Linked DNA regions of Homo sapiens: region 2 is linked to region 1. Evidence: chromatin loops called from intact Hi-C (ENCODE). Cell type or tissue: B cell. All regions are shown on one strand. Each heading gives the region's core, and the rest is flanking DNA. Links, peaks and the distances in the headings are about the cores only. Region 1 overlaps BCL2 (BCL2 apoptosis regulator). Region 2 overlaps BCL2 (BCL2 apoptosis regulator).

Region 1 (5,381 bases), core at 221-5,220:
ATCATGTGTACAGTTTTATGAATATTGACAAAGGCATACATCCCTTTAACTCACTCCCCTATCAAGATATGCAGCATTTCCATCCTCCCAGAAAGAGCCCTTGGAGCCACTTTGTTTTTAAATTATTTGCATCTGAATATTTTTGAGTGGAGATTATCAAAGCCAAATGTGTGGGAAGAAAGCCTAATCATTAATCATCTACTACAAATACAGGTAGTAAAGGTTTTGAAGATGGTGCGTGAGCCTGCACAGACAAGTCTGCGGGATTGGGTCCTGTTATGAAATGCCAAAGGGGCTTTTTAGCGACAGGCACGTGGGCCCCTCTCAGCCGCCCTGTCGGCACTCAGATACGCAACTAAGACCGAGTGGGTTTCTTTTCTGGTTTTGTTCTTTAGGCATCAGAGTTTACATGTTTAGAAAGAGGGAAGTTGAGGCTGAATAGTCACATCCACCATATTCTCATAGGGGCAAATGTTCTCTGATTAGGAGGGCTCAACCACAGTGCAGAGTCCCCTCTTCCAAAATTCTGTTTCAACACCGAGAGGAGTTCACATGACCAGGCAAATTAGAGATTTTCTTAGCATTTCCTGTTTCCCAGATTTCAGAGGAGCCCTTCAGGGAATGTCTGGCCCAGGGTAGCACATTCAGGATGAGGGAAAAATGGTTATTTTTAGGTCCCTCCAACCATCACATTCCTCCCTGTCTCCACTTGGGCACTCTGTTGTTCTAGTGACCTGTCAAAGGGATGGGGGCGGGGCTGCGAGAAAAAAGCCACATCGCTTCCTTTGGGGTGGGGGTAAGGGTACCCCTGCTCCAGGGGTCCTAAACTGCTCACTAGCCCTTCTGCTGGAGAGGGACCAGAGGTGGAAGACCTGCCAGAGTGAGTGCCAGGCAGCTCTAGACTTCTGGGTATTCATTTCTCATAAAAGGTTGCAGTATTTCCTGGACACCTGAATTCTATGTCTTCACGGCAAAAACAATTCAAAATGTCCCAAAACATTATGCAGGAAGGAGTTTTTAATTTTTTTTAAATCACTTTTCCAAAATGGTACCCTGAGGTGATCCTGTCTTCAATCTCCCAGCAATGAAAACAATGTGGTTGAAAAGTTGACAGCTTTCAACCCTTGAAAAGGTCACCTCCCTGCCTCACACCCTCTCGTAAGTATTAAGAGCATAACGGATATTTTGAGTCACATGTATTGTTCTTTGTTCATTTGCATTTGGTGAAATCCCCCCCTTGGACCAATTTAGTAAGCAGTGCCTTGGGCTTCCTTGGTGATTGTTCTCTTGTCTTCTGTATATTTTTTCCTGTGAAAAAAATTTAGACTCAGCCAGTGAAATGAAGTTGCAGCCTCTGTCACTGATGCTTTCTTTTTGCTCAGATGATCTTTCCATCTCGCTTGGGACAGAATTCCTTCTTCTTTGCAACGAATGAAGACCTTCGAGGCTCAGCTGAGGCCCTTGTACTCCAAGACTTTCTGAAAGCTCCCTCGCCCCTCCCCATCTGACCTTCTGTTGGACTGACATACTTCTCCATATTTCAGCCTCAGATGGCTTGGTGTTCACCACTAGACTGTGTTACTGAAAGTTAATCAAGGGTCCTAGGGCCATTTACAAAGTGGGACTGTAAGAGAAAGTCTAGCTAGATGGAAATGTATCCTAAATACCCCCAAGTCCCAGCACAGGGGTTCCCATCAACAAAAAGCCTCACCTCCAAATACATTGCTGAGGACGCAGGGCCCCGTCTTCCCACCTGACGCACTACACACCACGTCAGCTGTCACAGGAGGTCTGAGTGCTTTATGAAGCTGCCTGCTTTCTCTCTTACCTCCATGTGTAAGCCAACCACTCTGGCTTTCAGAAACATATTTCTTTCTCTATGAGTAATTTAAAAGTGACTCATCCTCAGCCTCACCAGCCGGTCCATGTGACCTGCAGTGCTGGTTGAGTGTTATCTATAGATGTGTAAACCAAAGCAGTTCTTAGAACACAGATTCCCCCTCCCACGTGCTGTTGATTTCCCTTTGCTACACAGGGAGGGAACGATGTCAGACATGAGCAGCCAGGGACTGCCCGCTCCGCACTCAAATCTGGAATGTGTCCATTAGAGGAAACAAAGGCCATCACCCAGTGACAGAAAAGAAGAGACAGGCAAAAGGCCTAATATATTTATTTTAGTATTAGCAGACCATCAAGAAGCTCTGAGAAAACTCCACAAAAATTGAAGACGATGATGACCCATATAAACAAAAAACTGCTCAAAGTTCTTTTTCTGAGCCAGTAGAAATTTAGACCTCATGAAACAGAGATGACACCCACACCCACCCCAACCAAAACCCCACCAACACGTCTTCATTGCTCAATCAGAAACACATTCCTGGGATCTGCTGTGGTTTGTCTTGGGAACTCACATATATGAACATGTTTTTATTTCTTCAACTTGCCTTTATTCCACCATCACCAAAGAATGGTGTCAGGCCCAGCTCGGGGACACTACTGGTGCAGGCAGGCACGCGGGTGACACAGCTGGCCAGCATTCTAGATCGTGTTTCTTACCTCTTTCTCACTTCCTATTTTCTATTAAACCAAATCTGAACTCATTTGCCTGCTTTGTGAAGACCTTCATAATCCAGCTACTGTCGCCTGATTTTCTAGCACCATCTATGCTCTTGGCACAATTAATCCTTGGCTACCACTAGGGCAGCATCCTCACTGCTCCTCCAAGGAAGACACCAGAGCCTTCATTTCCATGCCTTCACCCTCCCAAACCCCCAAACTCTGCCCTCCTTCCTTCTTTCCTTCCCTCCTTCCTTCCTTCTTTCCATCCCTCCTTCCTTCCCTCCTTCCTTCCTTTAAATTGAGAAACTTTTGCTCTGTCACTCAGGCTGGAGTGCAGTCGCAATTATAGCTCACTGCAGCCTTGAATTCCCAGGATCAAGTGATCCTCTTGCCTCAACCTCCTGAGTAGCTGGGACTATAGGCATGTGCCACTATGTCTGGCTAGTTTTTGTAGAGATGGGGTCTGGCTATGTTGCCAAGGTTGGTCTTGAACTCCTCGGTTCAAGTCATTGGTCCACCTCGGCCTCCCAAAGTGCTGGGATTACAGGTGTGAGTCACCATGGCTGGCCACCCTTCCTTACCACTGTCTGTATCTTTACCTTCTGGGAGCACTCTTACCTTCATCACCCAAATCTTAACCCATTCTTCCAGCTCAGCTCATCCCACCTGAAAATCTCCTTACCTTCCTCACCTGACCATTCAAGCTGTCACTAATGTCTACATCTCCTAAACTTCTCCAATAGTTCATCACATCTGCTCTTCAGTTTTGTTTTGCTACCTAATATATCACTTCTTATATTTTCCAATATTGTTTGATTGCAAGTTCTTTTGGGAGGGGTATCACATATTTCACTCCTATTGGCCCCACAGTGCCTAGCCCTATAACAGCAGATGAAGCAACCTTTAGATTGAAACAAATATTATTTTAATATTGCCAAAAAGGTGTAATAAGCAAGGTCTTACTAAACTTTTGGCCAGCTGTTAAATTTGATTGCATGTTGCCTGAAAGAGAAACTTTACTTTTTATCCTAGTAGGAAGTTATGTGGAGAGGAATAATGTATTGGATATTCAGTAAAATGAAAAAAAACACACAACAATAGTCATTTATATAGCACTGTGTACAAGCACTGATCTAAGCACTTAACAAATATCCATTCATCTTAAACTTCATAGTGACTTTAAAAAGTAGGCACTATTATATTCCCCACTTCACACATGAGGAGATCAAAGTATTGGAGGGAAGTTGTCCAAAGTCACATAGTGGCTAAGCTAGACTCAAACTCTGGCAATCTGGCAATCAGACTCTTCAGAGTCTGTGCTCTTAGTGGCTGTGCTATATTCCTGTTAATAGGTGTGTGCTTTTATATGGCCTTTTTCATTGAAGCAAAGAGGAGCTTATCTTCTGTATGGATACCATGTTACAGTTATGTGTACTAAATCCATCATGAGTCAAGTCCAGTGTAAAGAAAACTGATGGTGAGATGTCATCTTCCAGGGAAGCTTCAGAAAGAAGTATGGTGGTGGTATGGGAGCTGAACAAATAGAGTTTTCTTTGAAATGAATGGAGTAAAATCTTCCAGTCCGCCCTCAGGACCCTGTGATATGGTACCACCCTTCCATGCTCTGTAGAAATAAGAGATTTGAACCTCTGGGCAATCTTTAGGTAGGCTTGCTCCAGAAAAATATTACTACATACCCAAGAGAATCTTCCCAAATCCTACTTTCTCAACATAAACTCAATACAACTCAAATCACAGCTGCCATTAGATTTGCTTACAAATTTTAAATATGATCTGGCAGCCCCAGACATGGTATGCCTGAGAACTCCAGATTAGGTACAAGAAGAAAACCTCATCCTGGTGGTCAAATCACGGCAGGAAGTGATGCCACTGACAATTATTCCTGTATTAGCAGTTGCTTAAGTACCATGAGGCTTTTAGGGGGAAAGACTGGGAGGCAGTGGTTGGAAATGAAGCCCATTATTAATGTAGTCAAGCTCTTCAGCTGGATTCAATAAAATAAAAAGCCCTGCCCAGACCAGTGTCTGTAGTAGAAGATGCTAAAGAGCTGTTTTTCAAAAATCTGGCTTTATTGAATCCAGGCTTTATACACAGCATTCCTTCTTCCTGAATGGCTGAAAAATCATTCCATGCATTTGAAACCACTGGAGGAGAAATGAACTTAAGCCATGGCAAGAAAGCACAGTTAGATTTAAGGCGTGAACGTCAGCGTTCAAGGTAATGGAAACCTTGGTAGCCCTGTAGATAGATTTTCAAGAGAGACTGTGAAATCCTCAAGTCAATTAATAGAAGAATATTTTTCACAATAGCAAAGACTTGGAACCAACCCAAATGTCCAACAATGATAGACTGGATTAAGAAAATGTGAATGCTAGATGACGAGTTAGTTGGTGCAGCGCACCAGCATGGCACATGTATACATATGTAACTAACCTGCACATTGTGCACATGTACCCTAAAACTTAAAGTATAATAATAAATAAATAAATAAATAAAAATAGAAGAATATTTTTATTAATTCAATTCAGGTTCAAAATTATTATTGGGCGCCTACCATGTGCCAGCCCCCATGTGGTGCCCTGCAAGGCTCTAAGGATACCAAGATGAATAAACACAACCACTGCTCAGGAGGAATTTACAACCCAAGGGAGGAAACAGGAGCTCAGGGCTGACAACCATGGAGGGAAGTGTCTTGGTTTGGATGAACCTCATTGGGTGTGACTCTGTTGGTCTCTGTCCCTCTCTCTGGGTTTGCTGCTGTCACTTTTCATGGCTCTGGCTCTGTCTTCATTGTTCTCTGA
Region 2 (5,381 bases), core at 65-5,064, 55 kb after region 1:
CCTCAGCCCCCCAAGTAGCTGGGACTACAGGCATGTGCCACCATGCCCAGCTAATTTTTGTATTTTTAGTAAATGGGGTTTCACCATGTTGGCCAGGCTGGTCTCAAACTCCTGACCTCAAGTGACCCACCTGCCTCTGCCTCCCAAAATGCTGGGATTACAGACGTGAGCCAGTGTGCCTGGCCTCCTAAGGCTCATTTCTATAAATAATACTTCCCCAGAACCCAACTCTAGAAAGCGATAATCATCCCTTAATGAATTCTCTTTTATATATATTATTGTGATGGTCATATTATTGCCCCATATTTGTCTTGATGTTTTGGATTTCAAATGGACAAGGCATCCCACCCTTTCTTGCAATTTAGAGGCATCGTCCCTTGGCAAGATACAGAAAGACTTGCTGGTAGAAATACGAATCACCATGCCATTTAGAAAGCAATCTGGAAATGTCTATTCCAATCTAAAAATCTATTCTTTTCTTAATCAAGTCATCTCACGTCCTGTAAGCACAGAAATGTTTATTACAGTATTATTTGTCATAGCTACATTCAATAATTCATGCTACAGTCAATCAAGGAATAGTACGCAGTCATGAAAAAACAAAAGAGGGATTTCAGCAATCTATCACTGTTAAATGAGAAAAAGAAAGATGCATAAAGGGACATATGATATGATCTGATTTGTATAAAAAACAATCACAACATATATTTGTGACTACAAAACATTTGGTAAGATTGTAGAAGCATAAAGTATGGAAGGACACAGACAAGGCTGATGCCACTGGCAATCTAGAAGAGAGGAATTAGAGTGGAAGGAGGGAAGGGAATGAGAGGAAAAAAGTAAATAAGTGAAAAATGAAAGCAAGTGTCCATGATAAGAACCGCATGGGTGCTCCTATCTCATTTATGGGAAATCATGTGTGTGGAGGTGACATAAACACATGGTGGTGAGATGGTCCCCAAAATATCAATGGCTTTTATTTCAGGGTGGTGAGATTTTTTTTAATAAGGTGAAATGTTTTTAAAAATAATTTTTACTTTATTTTCCTTATAGGTACTATTGGAAATATGTACAACCACATGAATTATTTACATAATCAGAAAAAATTCATTGAGAGAGAAATATGAAAAGTCTTATGCCAGGCAATGTATGTCCCCAGAGGAGGTGCAAGCAGGGAGATGAGGTTGTAAAGTTAATTTAGAACCTGACTAGGAGGGTTCTAAGTGCTAGGCAAAGACAGGAGCCTATCAACATATTAACAATAGGGCTGTGGTTTTGTTTGTTTGTTTGTTTTTGGTGGTGGGTTATGAGTGATTTTTTTTTCTTCTGTTTGCTTTTCTCTATTTTCCGGATTTTTCTGCAAAAATTCTATCTTGCTTTTGTAACCAGAACAAAAATATTATGTAAAAAATAACACAGTGGAAGTGGAAGTGGATAATCATCAAAGTGCTGACCCCCAGCAAAAGAAATGAAAATCCATTTATGAATCAGTAACGTCAAGGTGAGTCAGTAAGGACCCCAGATAAAGAAGAAACAGCGAACACTGAAAGGAACATAGGAGGCCTTAAATGTTTTCTAAAAAAAAAAAAAAAAAGAATGAGTGAAACTTTGCTTAGGAAGAACTGCTAAGGCTCAGTGGCCCTCTGTAAAGTTTACACTGATGTCTGCAAAAACACATTCAACCAAATGTCAAAGCTGGTTGATAGGATCCAAAAATTACAGAGAACTGTAATTGCTTTAGAGACTGGCCTATTTTTACCATCAAGTCTTTAAGTACAGCTACATCTTGGAACCCATATCAAGGAAAGGTACAATACCAAGGGAAAAGGCAATAGAAGTGATAGAAACCACAGAAGTGGAAGACACTGTGCTAAGATGATGTAAAGAGCCTTCCTCTGCACAGGAGAGACGTGCACCACTGAAAGCACTGCCTCAAAGAAACACTGGGATTTTGCACACCAAAAAAAGATTCCAATGTGATTCTGGCTTGATTCGTTTTGCAGTGCAGTCAACATAACAAATCTACGATCCATGTTAGGATAAATTAATTTAAAAGTTTCTATTCAATTGTGGTTTTCCTTCTTCTAACAGTTGGCACATTCTGAGAACTGCCTTTTGTTAGACACATTCAGGGGGAGGATGGTGGCATCACGTTGAAGAAGGCGGCAGCAGGAGGCTTCCAAAAGAACCTCCCAGCTTCAAGATTCTCTGACTCGAGATGAGACGCCATGCCAACCACCAGATTTTATGCTTTCTCTCTCTCAGATGCTCCAACTGAGGTAGTTTAGTAAATAAACTGTGTTTATGTTCTCTAGCATTCCTGAAGCAGATGTAATATAACTGAAGGCAAACAATTTTAGTAATGCAATTCATGCATTGCCATCTAAACACCACGTCATCATGAAACTGAAATGTTTACCAAATAATCAAAGCCCAAGACAAAGAAACCGAAAGGCATTCTGTAAGGCAAAGTACCAGCCAGTACTTCCAATAAAATAATTTATTGAGAGTTATCCTGGAGTGGCTTGTCAGAAAAAGTCAATGTGACTTGGTTTCTAATCACTAAAAGGACTGTCTTGCTGTTATTCCCAATGGTCAGGAAAAAAATGAGGAGAAACTGGGTTTGTTTTCATAGAGTAGTAGGGTTTTCCTAACAGAGTTTCAGGATAGGCTGGTCAGAAGGTAAGCAACGTTCTCCTTCCAATGATCCCCAATAGTTCACCCACATTTCCCAAAAGCATCAAATCTTGTCTTGACAACCTGGCAAGTGCTGACCGCCAAATGACAGGCCTCCTCCTTATGATGTTGTGAAATAAGAGTGACCATCCTTTGAGTTCAGTCCCAGCTTTTCCACTAACTGGCCACGTGTCTGTGGGCAAATGGCTTTATCAGTGTTGAGCCTCAGTTTCCTTAAGTAAAATGCTAAGGTTAGACAAAGTGATCTTTAGAAACCTTTTGATCTCTGGCAATCCATGACCCTTTACAATCAATTCCAGGTTTTGTTTACTACGTTCTAGGTTTAACACAAAATTAGACGTTGAGTGTTCACTTTAAGCAAAATGGCAAACAATAGGTTAGTCCTATGGGTTCCTTGTACTACGAAGATGTGAAATTCCCAAGAAAATGTCACAGAGTTGAGTTCAGAAAAATAGAAGAATGGAAAAAAGGAAGGAAGGGAGGGATAGAGGGAAGGATAGAAAGATAGGCCCCAGAACATGCAGAAACTGCCTCCAAGGTCAGTCAGCATCCTTCTCTTTCTCTGCATCGGTGGTGTGTTTTCTTCCGTCTTCCTTCTTGCCTTCACAACTTCTACTCCCATAATTCTCAGTATGGCCTTTTCATCAACCCAATTCTCTTTCTTTCTTCAAATGTGGCTCAAGCTCATGTCTTTTCTGTCTGACACCAGCAAGTTCTGATCTTCTGTTCTTTCTGAGTCCCCTCTTGGTGTGCCACCTAACTAACATGAAACCAGCAGCAAGTCTATTGGTAGGAACAGCCCAGGAAAAATGCCCACCAGATCTCCTAAAACCCTCAATGTCTCTCCCTACTGGGGCACAGCAGAGAGGTAGAGAGAAGGGAAAAGCTCCTTCTTCCCTTTCTTTTTTTTCTTTCGTTCCTTCCCTTTTTCTTTCAATTTAATGTTCATTGAATATCTCCTTTATGCAAAGCATTGTTCAAAGTTCTTTCACATACTATTTCATCTTATCTCTCCACAACCTCCCTGGAAATCCAGAGTCTTGGCCAATCAAATTCTGATCCTCTCTGTGTCTCTCCACCACCATCCACTCATCCCCCTCCACTCATCCCATCCACTCATCCCATCCTCCACTCATCCCCATCCTCCAGTCATCCCCATCCTCCACTCATCCCATTCTCCACTCATCCCCATCCTCCACTCCTCCCCATCCTCCACTCATCTCCATCCTCCACTCATCCCCCTCTACTCATCCCCATCCTCCACTCATCCCCATCTACTCATCCCCCTCCACTCATCCCCATCCACTCTGTCCCTTGGGATTGTGTTTGGTTGTTCTCTCCACCTTGGCCCTTCCTTCAATCAACTGCCAATTCTGAATCTCATTTCTGGCTCCTTTTTCTTCTCCTGCCTTTATATCTCTCCTGAACACCTAAGCCTCTTCTTAACTGGTCTCCCTGCAACCAGGTTCTCATTCTAAAGCATGAGTTGGTTGATATCACTGCACTCATCCAACACTTTATGTGACTCCATTTTCTATATAACATAACCTGAGTTCCATCATTTGACATTAAAGGACTTCTAACTTCCCCAAACCAACATCATTAAATCTTATCTTCTGAACATACCAGGCTTTTTCTGATTCTCCAAATATGGCTTGCAATTTTACTCTTGCAGGTTTTTGTTTGTGCTGTTCCTACCATGTGGAACAGCCTTCTCTCACCTCAGTCCTAGAGAAAAATCTTATTTTTCAAACCTAGCTCAAGTGCTACCTCATTCCTCCAAGTCAAAAGTGATTGTCCTTTCTCCTGAACTTTCTAAATTTTAGTGGCTTATGGTTCTAAAGTTGCCTCTAGGTCACAAAGTTCTGGAGGGCAGGGATCTTCTCTATTTTTCTTTGCATTCCAACACCATGTATCAACCACAGCAGAACTTTTTTTTTTTTTTTTTTTTTTTGAGACGGATTCTCGCTCTGTCGCCCAGGGTAGAACACAGTGGCACAATCTCAGCTCACTGCAACCTCTGCCTCCCTGGTTCAAGCAATTCTCCTGTCTCAGCCTCCTCACGCAGCACTTTTTAAGCGTAAGCAGAAATGAAGTTGCTAACCCTGATAATTAATTTACCAGCCACCATTGTCTTCCAAGTGTGCCTCCGAATTTAAAATCTACAAGCATTGATGAGGGCCTACTATGTACAAAGCACTCTGGCAGGAGATGCAAGGGCAAGTGAGCTCAGGAACAATGATGTTTATAATGAGCCATTTTAAAGACCTACCTCACCTCACTATGCTAGGCCACCAAATACACCATTATCATGAACACATAATCCAGTTTGGGGATCATCAATCCTTCAGAAGCCTTCCTTCCTCACTGAATATACTAGCGGTAAAATCCGTATGTTTCAAAATGCACCCAAGAAAAGTAGGCTCAGAACTCCAGAAATCGGGGCCTTTATTTCCTTCCAGAAGACAGAGTGGTTGATAAAGAAGAATGAAGGCATTTGTTACTCAGCAGTACTAATCTTCAAATCTACAATCTAGTTTAACTTCAGTTATAATGCGCATTTGGAGCCATGGAAGTAGCTGAAAAAACAAGAATGTCTGGAAAAACTAAAAATTTTATTACCTGTAAAGTTGGGCTCGTGGATGAAAACTTTTGTAAGGGATGATAATTTTTTGTTTGAAAGA

Evidence for each region. Hi-C counts contacts between places; a loop is a spot of excess contacts. Peaks named below come from ENCODE experiments on the same cell type or tissue, not always from the same donor. Only the 100,000 strongest peaks of a DNase experiment are listed, where the experiment ranks them.
Region 2: a loop joins it to region 1, with 2.6 times the contacts of the local background. A loop is called at or near these places in 11 of 110 quality-filtered maps.

The regions. Positions count from the first base shown.
Region 1 is chr18:63,160,018-63,165,398 of GRCh38, forward strand. The region is part of intron 2 of BCL2 (BCL2 apoptosis regulator); the gene reads right to left. Among named protein-coding and RNA genes, the nearest start is that of BCL2, 160 kb to the right of the region's middle. RefSeq lists enhancers at 814-933, 1,344-1,583, 1,674-1,963, 2,164-2,213. In B cell, for the core only: no CTCF peak of the experiment used is centred there; DNase peaks (open chromatin) are centred at 384, 1,224, 1,854 and 2,544; H3K4me3 peaks cover 2,459 bases; H3K27ac peaks cover 4,619 bases.
Region 2 is chr18:63,214,824-63,220,204 of GRCh38, forward strand. The region is part of intron 2 of BCL2 (BCL2 apoptosis regulator); the gene reads right to left. Among named protein-coding and RNA genes, the nearest start is that of BCL2, 100 kb to the right of the region's middle. In B cell, for the core only: no CTCF peak of the experiment used is centred there; no DNase peak of the experiment used is centred there; H3K27ac peaks cover 782 bases.